Regions from separate parts of the Homo sapiens genome. Here region 2 is linked to region 1. The links are chromatin loops, found by intact Hi-C in ENCODE. Cell type or tissue: dorsolateral prefrontal cortex. All regions are shown on one strand. Each heading gives the region's core, and the rest is flanking DNA. Links, peaks and the distances in the headings are about the cores only. Region 1 has its middle 440 kb from the start of KCNJ2. Region 2 overlaps LOC124904100 (a long non-coding RNA gene).

The links. Peaks named below come from ENCODE experiments on the same cell type or tissue, not always from the same donor. Only the 100,000 strongest peaks of a DNase experiment are listed, where the experiment ranks them.
Region 2: it touches region 1 in a loop (2.5-fold over the local background); 1 of 110 quality-filtered maps calls a loop at or near these places.

The regions. Positions count from the first base shown.
Region 1 is chr17:70,606,600-70,611,994 of GRCh38, reverse strand. No RefSeq gene overlaps it. Among named protein-coding and RNA genes, the nearest start is that of KCNJ2, 440 kb to the right of the region's middle. In dorsolateral prefrontal cortex, for the core only: no CTCF peak of the experiment used is centred there; a DNase peak (open chromatin) is centred at 2,214; H3K27ac peaks cover 5,000 bases.
Region 2 is chr17:70,501,742-70,507,136 of GRCh38, reverse strand. LOC124904100 (a long non-coding RNA gene) reads right to left here. Exons shown (of 2, transcript XR_007065977.1): 2 at 4,620-5,094. Among named protein-coding and RNA genes, the nearest start is that of KCNJ2, 330 kb to the right of the region's middle. In dorsolateral prefrontal cortex, for the core only: no CTCF peak of the experiment used is centred there; no DNase peak of the experiment used is centred there.

The DNA.
Region 1 (5,395 bases), core at 199-5,198:
CTGCTCACTTCGGCCTCCACTTCCTGGGTTCAAGTGATTCTCATGCCTCAGCCTCCTGAGTAGCTGGGACTACAGGCATGCATCATCACGCCTGGATAATTTTTTGTATTTTTTGGTACAGATGGGGTTTCAGGGTGAAACGAGCCAGACTGGTTTCAAACTCCTGACCTCAAGTGATCCTCCTGCCTTGGCCTCCCAAAGTGCTGGGATTACAGGCATGAGTCACCACGCCCAGCCCATTTATATTTATTTGTAGTGATGGATTAAAAATGATATAAGACATCTTTGTCTCTGACATAGTTTTTAAAGAACATTTCTTTGTGGTCTATATTCATTTTCGTGCATTGAATGAGCTATGCAAAAATGTTCAAACTGAACGCAAGACTGGCCTAAATCAGAGAATGGGAAAAATCTTTTCAGCCTCATGGAGCTGCTGATGCCAGATAGCTCATTAGAAGTCAATCAACTAGAAACCACCAGGAATTGAGTAAGGATTTTTTTTTTCATTTCTTAACACAGAGGAATGATTTAAGCAGTTAGCGAGAAGGGCCAAGAAGCATCCTTTCAAAATAACTGTTGTTGTTAAGTATTCCTGTTGCCTTAGGATTGACAGTAAAGGGGAAAAGAAGTCCGGAATTACAGAATCCATGCAGCAACTTAGAAAGGTTTGCAGAAGATAATTAATAATATATATTAATATATATACTAATATATATAATATATACTTATATATACTAACATATAATCATTATATAAGATATATACACTAATATATTAGTATACATATTATATATGATATATACTAATACATCAGTATATTATTATATTAGTATATATATCATATATAAACTCTATATAAATATATGTATACTGATATATGTATACTGATACATATATAGGTGTACATATACACACATATATACTTATATATATACATTATACATATATATACATATATACACACACACACACACACATATATATATATATATATACACACATAAGTTTTGAAAGGTTTTGTGTATATATGTAGGCTTTGTCCCATCTCCAGAAAGTGACCTACCTTCATATCTGGCAAATCCCTTTTGTGCTAGAGAACAATTCTGACACGAATTGTTTGTGTTTTGATTTATTCAAGCTTCTCACAGGGAAAATGTTTTAAAAATATATTTCATTTTTAATTACCGATTGGGTACAACATACACTATTTGAGTGACAGGTACACTTAAAGCCCAGAATTCACCATGCCACAACTCATCCATGTAACCAAAAATCCACTTGTACTCCTAAGGTGATTGAAATAAAATTTAAACAAATAAACAATTAAAAAATACATTTCTTTTTTGCTTGCTGCTACCATGTCATTTGGCTTGCTTGTGCTATGAGAGCACATAGCCGGTTTAATTTCTAAGAATTTGCTGGCCCTGACTCCAAGGAAGGGGGGGTCTCTGAGAGTAAGTCAAGTCTCACTTTGTTGTCTTGTTGTCTCTTGTTCTCACAGGGACACTCCAGCAATGTTTTGTTCCTCTTTCCCTATAACCTAGGAAAAGAAGTTTCCTCGATGATTACAGTTCTGAATCCCCTTTTTCCAGCTCAGTCTTACATAGGAAGAAAATATTCTTGCCTAATAGCGCCAACACTCTTATAAGAACAAAATAGTCTTTCAGATAACTTAATTTAGCCAGCATGGTAAGCGTGACGACGTTAATGAAATAATAAATGATAGGTTGTAATACCATACTTACCAGTTTCTAATCTGACTCATCCTCATATTAGCCATGAAACCCTAGGTATGTCATGTTAACCTTTCCACACCTTACTTTTCCCATTTTAACAACCTTAATAACAATAGTATGTACTAATTGGGTTCATGTGAAGATTAAGTGAGAAGGCAGCTTGGAGAGTGCTTAGAATAAAGTATATATTCACTAAGTGTTAGCTATTTTTGCTAAAAAAAATTAGTTTGCAACATGTACTATGGAGAAAATAATATATCAGACTTTTTCAATACAATCTGTATTTTAAAACTAAACATTTGAGTAAATGGAGACATTTTATTTATTTGGATATTTTGAAAGGGTTGTAAAGTGATGAATCTGGGGTCAGTTTCTGTATTGTTCATCTATGTTGAGTGATACAAAAATGGTTGGTCTGGTCCTGAGAGCTCAAGGCAATTCCATACTCCTTTGTTAGGCCAGGCTGGCTCTTGTCCCAGCACCTAGTGCTGATCAACCAGCTGACTGAGGCACATAGAAGATCCCAGTCACGGAGATAAAATAGGTTTTGAGACAGTGTCCCATTGAAGAGCACATTATCATTCATCTATTCATTTCAAAACAGAGTGCTTTACATTCCCTTCATAACAACAACAACAAAAAGGACAAAGCACAATGAAGTATTGTTCTCAGTTGTTGGTTTGTTGTTTTTTAATAAATCAAGAATTATTTGTTAGGCTATCTTTGCAAAAGAGGAGTAAACATCAAAATTTATTGTAATATTTTGCAGGCTCAAGAAGAATAAAATATAAAATGGGATCACAATAGGAAAGAATATAAATACAGTGATTTGGAAGTTAAGGGAACAAAAAGTCTGAGTTTTTAAAATTAAATCATTTTAAAATGTCCACCTTGCTAGTGCAGTTACTGTTGGGTTATCAACTGCATTGATTAACTCAACTCAGAGGCCTTGTACCATCTTGTTATGTATTAATTTTAACTGTTCTGGCTCTATTTTTTTCTCAAGCATCCTGCTTTACATTGGGTATAACTTTCATAAACAATAAATAAGAACATTAGAACTTAAGCTGAAACTCTCTTATTTTTTATGGTACCAATGGCCACAATGAATTTCTTCAAAAGTTAGCGTCAGGTTCACATCATGAGTTAAATGAGTTTCAGGTACTGATGGGAGGATCATGTTTCAGTGACTGATCTGAATCCAATGAAATGGCTTGTAACAAAAGGTAGTCTACGGAATATTGTGGGTAGGAAGATTTAACATAATAGAGAGATTTGCTTATATGCATAAAGGCCTTCTAGGGTAATGGAAACAACAGGGCAAGCATGCCTAAAGAAGCAAGACATTGAAACAAACAAACAAACAAAAAACACCAGCATGTGGAATAAAAAAGCATATATTCTAATCCCACCTTTTCTTCTTACTAGGGATTAATGATCAAGGGTTGAGTCTTTTCTATAATTAACCTCATTTTTCTCCACTGTAAAGGAAGCAGAGAATATCTCAAGTATTAATCGAAGGACCATAATTCCAAAAATGTTAAAGTACACTTTAAAACGAGACATTTTCATACAGTAAAGCAAGTGACAGGGTAGAAAAAACATAGCGTTGAGAGCAAGATGAATTTGACTTCATGTTCAAGCCCACTACTTATTTACTGAATGACCTTTCTAGACTTTTGCTCATCAGCAAAATGGAGATGTTTGGAGGTTTGCTGTAAGGCTTAAAAGGCATAGGAAGCTCCCGACATGGTGTTTATACCAATTAGCTGCTCAGTAAATATTAGTCTCCATTCTTTTATGCCATTATTACATAAGAAGATCAAGAAAACTTTATGGATTAAAGATTTGCTTAGTCATACCATTCTCCTCAGAAATACCTTGCATATTTTCCCTGACCTCAGGAGAAGGGTGACAAAGAATTGGAAGACTCAGAAAGAAGTTGCGTATGAAAGAAATGAAAGATACCTTGTGTTATTGTAGTTAATAAAGAAGCAATTTAAAAGTTATCTATCTGCAAATCATCTTCCAGTTCATGCACATTGACTGGCTTGGGGTAAGGCTACTCAATGTTAGAGTTTGTAAATGCTTTTGCAAATAGATAAGAGAGATTTTTAATTAAGATATTAAGTAGTCACAAAAGAAGAAAGAAATTATGGTATTCACTGAATTATTGCTTCCATGATTTTAATTTGATTTCTATATCCTCTTTCACAGATATTAAAAAGGTTAATTTCACCAGATTCCTTTAGCAGGTTAAGCTGTTAAAAATTTAGAATTATTGTACTTCAGGTAAATGAGGTTTTGGTATAGCAAGTTTAAACTCTTTTGTACATGTATAAAGCGCAATTGCCACTTGCAATTTTAAAAGCCTACTTTTTTTGTCATGATTTATTTTTCATTCCTCTTCAGTAAGTGGTTTTTTGGGGCTTTAATTTAACTTATGCTTAAAGAGTTAGAAATAAAATATTTGTTTTTGCAAAAATAAGAGATAGTTAAAAGGGACACCTGTGCCTACATAGAAGTTTAACTATTATTTAGATATGAACATTCAATGATGTCTTTGCTTCTTATATAGATAGTCTTAAACTCTTTATAGAATCAGAAATTATATTTTTATATATATTTTAAAGGAAAGCATAGGTTTGGTAAATCTCCAGATTATCACAAGTTAATAAACTCTAACTTGATAAAGCTTTTCAAAAATCCTCATCTACAAAAGACAGAACTTTCCGCAAGTGTGTTAATGGCTTCAAAAGCTGTCAAATGTTTGCAAAGAAAGAGGTCCTTCAGTAAAAAAGATGAATAAATGTATTCCACAGAACTTATAAGAACCTTTAATCTGCTAACATATACTTTGATTTCCTAAGTAAATCCTAAGATTCCTAAGATCTAGTGTGTGTTGTTTCCCAAATGTATATAAGCATGAAAGTCAATTTGAGCATTCTGTGAAGTTAGAAATCAACAGAACACATCTTGGAAAAGGCTATTCTGGGCCTTTAATTCAAACATTGTCAACACATTATAAATATGCAATTACTTTGGATTTATTCTAAATAATTAGAACAACATTCATGATACTCTGGGAAATGATAATTTTTAATTAATCTCAAAAAGTAACAGGTCAAATCATAACGTCAGTTGCACTGAGCATTTCTCCAAGGAAAAAAGTCATGCCCCTTTACATCAGAATTATCTAAAAGACTAAGAAAAAACTCAGTGTAATTTTCCACATTAAAGTATAAAGAAAAAAGTATAAACATATGAATAGATCTAGAGAAAGCATTTGATAAAATTTAGCACACACTTATACAAAAACAAGTAGAAATAGAAGAAAACTTTCATAAATAAATTGTATATGATAAAACAGATTAATTTTAAGAGGGATCTACCCCAATCTTGGTGCCTGATGGATTCTATAGGTCAAAATAACTATATGTCATTTTGAAAAAATAATAGAATGAATTTGTATATTAAATACAAGCAATATTTTTCATGAATTATTTTAGTATAGAAATATTTTTAGAGAAAAATATAAATGTTAAATTTTGCTTTGACTGTTTTGGATTTTTGTCATCGTTATTTTGTGTTGATTTGGGTAGCTTCTAGGAAAAATCTAGAGTACTGTATTCATGGATAAACTCTTAATTAAAAAATTA
Region 2 (5,395 bases), core at 146-5,145, 100 kb after region 1:
TACGTATATACATCTGCCTAAGTTATAGGATTTGTTATATAAACATATAATTTTTATTAAACATGTAAACATGGAGAATTTACAATGTTTTTCAGAATTTCTAGTGATTTGTTTGCCCTTTGTGCTCATTAATATTCCCCAAACACAGAAATGTAGCTATTATTCCTAGTCTTAAAAACCAGTAGTCTGTTACATACACTTAGCAAAATACAAAGTATAAAATGTAAAGGGATGAAAATTAAAACACAATGGAAATACCCCCATTTTTCTATGCTTTGGAAGATGTGAAACAAAGAAACAAACAAACAAAATAACAACACTGTAAGAGTCCCCACTTCTATAAACATTACTGACAAGGTAAAGATGTTATCATCAGCAGTGCCATCACGTTTATACAGAATTGGAATGGAGGTATAGATTGATTTTTTTAATTGTATTATCTATAAACAGAAACTCTTAACTTCCCAACATAGTATCAATAAATTAAAAGAATCAAGTAAATCAAATAGTAAATTTGATTTTCTATCTATATAATATTTCCTTTTACTTTCCAAGGTGCTTTTATGTAAATCAGTTATTTTGTATCAGCTTTCTTAGATAAGTAATATAGATATTATCAATATTCTGGATTCTAGGTATTGTAAGTGGATTAAAGCATCTTTATAAAGTAAAGCAATGTAACTATGATTGCTGAACTTTCTACAATTATGTGACAAGGAGAGAGAAGGTATTCTCTTGTCTTTAGAGAAGAAAACAGAGGTTTTGAGTAGAATAGGTTGTGTGGTCATGTGTGGCCAAGCTAGCACTAGAAATGTAGTCATCTAACCTCCAGTCTAATTTCCATTCTCCAGAGTTTACCCAAATTTCATTCCATATTTCTCCAAAAGTGTATAACCTATGTTAGCCAAAGATAAACTAGCTTCTTCCTCAGAATCCTTTAGGCCCTCAATGTGCATAAGAATCTCTGAGAGAGGGAATTAGCATGAAATGGGATCTTAAAAACTTTTTTTTCTCCTTCTCATTGACTTCCTGTTAAAATCTTGTGGAACTGGTGTTTAGCTAAGAATGATTTGAGAAAGAAAGCACTCTATCTTTGGAAGTAAAAATAGAAAAAACCATTTTTTCTTTTAAAGTGTTTTGTTAAGGTTTTGGAAAAGTAGTGTCTGACGTGCTGAAAGCAAATAATGAAAGCTCAAGGGCATTGTTCCCACTTTTTCTGGAGCTGTTGTTTTCTGAGAAATCCTGAGAGTTCCTTGGAGATACTTTCAGACTCCTAGACCTGGCTCCGGAGTCCAGAGAAGCTCCTCTTTTGTAGAATTTATTCTTATTATTACCTTTTTTCAGCATCTGTATTGTTTTCCTAGGGTTGCCATAGCAAATTACAACAAACTTAGTGGCTTAAGACAACAGAAATTTATTCACTCATAGTCGTGGATTGTAGAATCCGAAATCAAGGTGTTGGTGGGCCCACACTCCCTCTGAAGGCTGTAGGGAAGAATTCTTCCCTGCCTCTTCTTAGCTTCTGGTCGATCCTGGCAATCTTTGGCTTTCTTTGGCTCCTAGTTGCACCTTTCCAATCTCTGTCACTGTTTTTGCATGGGCTTCTTCTCTGTGTGTCCTCTACTCTTCTTATAAAGACACCAGTCTTGGATTTAGGACCCACACTTACCCAGTGTGAACTCACTTTAATTGGCAAAGGCCCTGTTTCCAAATAAGGCCACATTCTAAAGCTCCAAGAAGACATGAATTTTAGGGGACACTGTTCAACCCACTACAGCTTCCAAAATGCATAATTAAAGGAAAGTTGCAGCAACTAAAAATAAAGTTTAAAAATGATAGTTTTAGACAGAGAAAGCAGAGGCAACTTCTTAAATTATCATGCAGCAAAACAATAACAAGGAGAATTCATTTAACTACATAAAGAAATGGGACATTGCTGGATATAATTCTGTTCATGTTTTGCTTAAAGGAGAAATATAAGTTCATACTAAGATCCACATTATCTTTGCCTAAAACTTTTCACTGATGTCTTTGAATGGCAAGTAACCTGTTTTTTGCAGTGATTTTCACATTGCTTAAAAATGGACACTATTGTCCATCAGTCATCATGTTATTTGCCATGTCAATAAAAATGATTTACTAATCCAAAATGCATACCAGAAGAGCAGAATTTAACCCTCTCTTTCTTAGATAGATAGATAGATAGATAGATAGATAGATAGATAGATAGATCATAGATAGGTAATGGAAGACGTTGTTGTGATACAGTTGGTTCAGATACAGAAAAGCCATCTGCACAAGCATTACAGAAATCTTAGCATTGGGAGTTATTTGCATAGAAATATAAATCACAAATAAATTATTGGGGAATTTTATTGAATAGAAACTGTTATTTCCTATTATTTCTTGATATAATTTCTCATAGAGAAACATAAGGGAGTATAAATACATTATGTTTCTTGTTCTAAATCAGTGGTTTTCAAACTTGAGCCTGCATCAGATTCATACAGAGAGTTTGTTCATGACAAGATTGCTGGGCCCTACTTCCAAAGTTTAAGATTCAGTAGATCTGGAGTGGAGCTCAACGATTATTTGCCCTTCAACAAATTCTTGAGGTGATGTTGATGTTACTAGATTGGGACCACACTTTGAGAACCACTGGTTTAGCTGCATCAGTTAAACATCAAATTAAATGGAATAAAATAGCCATGAAATACCAACTTAACTTTAACCCTTTCTGAGGATTTCTTAAAATTGTCTTTCCTCCATCGAGATGATAAAAACTCTAAATTGCAGATGTCAATACTCAATAGTAACGCAACTCAAGAGCTGCACAGAGACATTTGAAAAGGATACTCACAGGGATTAAAAAAAAAAATAAGAAGAAAAACCTCATACAATTTCCACATTTTGGTGAGATCTTTATGTTTCTTTAAAAGTTCCATAGGTAATTTTTTTTTTTCCAGATAGAGTCTTGCTCTGTTGCCCAGGCTGCAGTGCGGTGGTGTGATCTTGGCGCACTGCAACCCCTGCCTCCCAGGTTCAAGTGATTCTCCTGCCTCAGCCTCCCAAGTAGCTGGGATTACAGGTGCACGTCACCACACCTGGCTAAATTTTTTTTGTATTTTTAGTAGAGACGGGGTTTCACCATGTTGGCCAGGCTGGTCGCAAACTCCTGACCTCAGGTGATCCACCCACCTCAGCCCTCAAAGTGCTGGGATTACAGTGTAATGTTTTTTAATGGTATTAACTGTAAATTAACTCATTATTGAGTGAATCATTAGCAAATGCATGAATACATGCAAAGTACTAAGAAGGGGGTCCGGCAAATAACGAAAACTTTGTGTTAATTCTCATTATGGAAATACTCATACAACATAGACTATTAAATAAATCCTTCCTTCGATTTCTCCTCTGCTTCTGCCAATCCTGCTTTTCATATACAGAATGTTGGAAGTCTGCCATGTATGCCTCTAGATTTTATCACACACTTACACACACACACACACACACACACACTTGTTTTTCTATAGTTGGGTTATTTAAAATATTTCTATTTTTGCACCTTGCAGTTCTCACTTAAATATCATGACACCCTTACTTGACAGTAAAATGTTCTTTTTATGTAGTTTTATCATTATTTTTATGTAGTTATTATGCTAACTTTATTAGTATTACATAAAATCAATGTGTACATATATTTTTAAAAATAAGTGTGAGGGGCCGGGTGCAGTGGCTCACATCTGTAATCCCAGCACTTTGGGAAACTGAGGTGGATAGATCACGAGGTCAGGAGTTCAAGACCAGCCTGGCAAACATGGTGAAACCCCGTCTCTACTAAAAATACAAAAAAAATTAATCGAGCATGGTGGCAGATGCCTGTAGTCCCAGCTACTTGGGAGGCTGAGGCAGGAGAATCGCTTGAACCTGGGAGGCAGAGGTTGCAGTGAGCTGAGATCGCAGCACTGCACTCCAGCCTGTGCGACACAGCGAGACTCTGTCTCAAACAAACAAATTAAAAAAAAACATAAGTGTGAGGGCTTATATAAAATGCAATAAGTTTCCTTTCTCTTCCACTTCCTCCCCAACCATGGCGCCAGCCTTTCTGACAGAAGCAACCTCAGTTTTAGTTTTTTTCTTTTCTTTTTAATAAAAGCAATTAGCACACTGATATTTTTCTTTTTTAAAAAAATATATTGGTGATATACCCTAATTTCCTGATTTTGTAGAATTTAATCAGCCAATGTTGGACTAGTGTAATAATCTTTTTTGGATGGCCATATAACTTTAGAAATGTAACCCCTCTGGAGAAAAACTGCCAATTCCAAACAAAATAAGCTCTCCATCGCCATTTCAAATAGGACAAAATCCTTTGTGAAAGATACTTTCTTAGTGTAGACAGAAAAAAGAATCAACCTTATTCTTGACCACCCAAGCAGTTAAAAGTAAGAATAAACTTTGAATTATACATTAATGTTTATAAACCTTCTAGATGGACTTATGTGTCGGGTTCGTGTGAATGAAGAAAAATAGAATCAAGCTTTTGTAAAAAACCAAAAACATGATATAGATTCTGTTTGGCTTCCAGAAAGTGAATAACAATTACACTGCAGCAGAACATAAGTGCAATAAATCTCAACTTTATTTCAAGTTTAAACTTTCAACCAAACATGGCAAAGTATAAATATAATTGCTCTTCAGGCCTTAAAACCTTGTTGGTTGAAATGAAAAAGAGGAAAAAACAAGTCTTTAATTTTGTTTTATAAACATAAGGAGAAAAATGGAAACCTTTTATCTGAAATTATTATGACATTTTTACGATATTTAAAGTGGGGGTTCTCAAATGCATGACTGAAGTTCATTCCAGCAAATCGAGGGTTTACACAGGTTAAAATGTCTGTGAGATTAGGATAGTCTCTTAGACACTCAGGTTTATCTTGTAATGTTCAGGTAAATTTACATAGCAGAGTTCCTTGAAATTTCTAGATCGTCTTTTTCTTTCATCCCAACCTCAGTGGAATCCTTTCATATCCACTCCAACCCTCTTTATCTGGACCTGCATGATAGAAAAGCTTGATGTTTTGACAATGTCTCCTGTTAGATACAGAAAAGAGAGATTAAAAAAAAAATCAGAGCTGGATGATACATGGGGGAAGGGAAGTTGTCTTAGATCTAAAAACCACAGCTCAATATTGTAGAACATAATGGTTTAAGACCAACATTTTAAATAAAACTTTGTTACACTTTTTTTTTCCCCAATAATATATGTGCTGGTCTATAGCTATATAGTCTTCATAGTAGTTTAGTTTCTTCTTATCCTTTCTTCCTGTAATTTAGTCTAATTGTTAAGAGTCTTATGATGTCAGAAAAATTTTCCAGGTCTTGGAAATAGGTG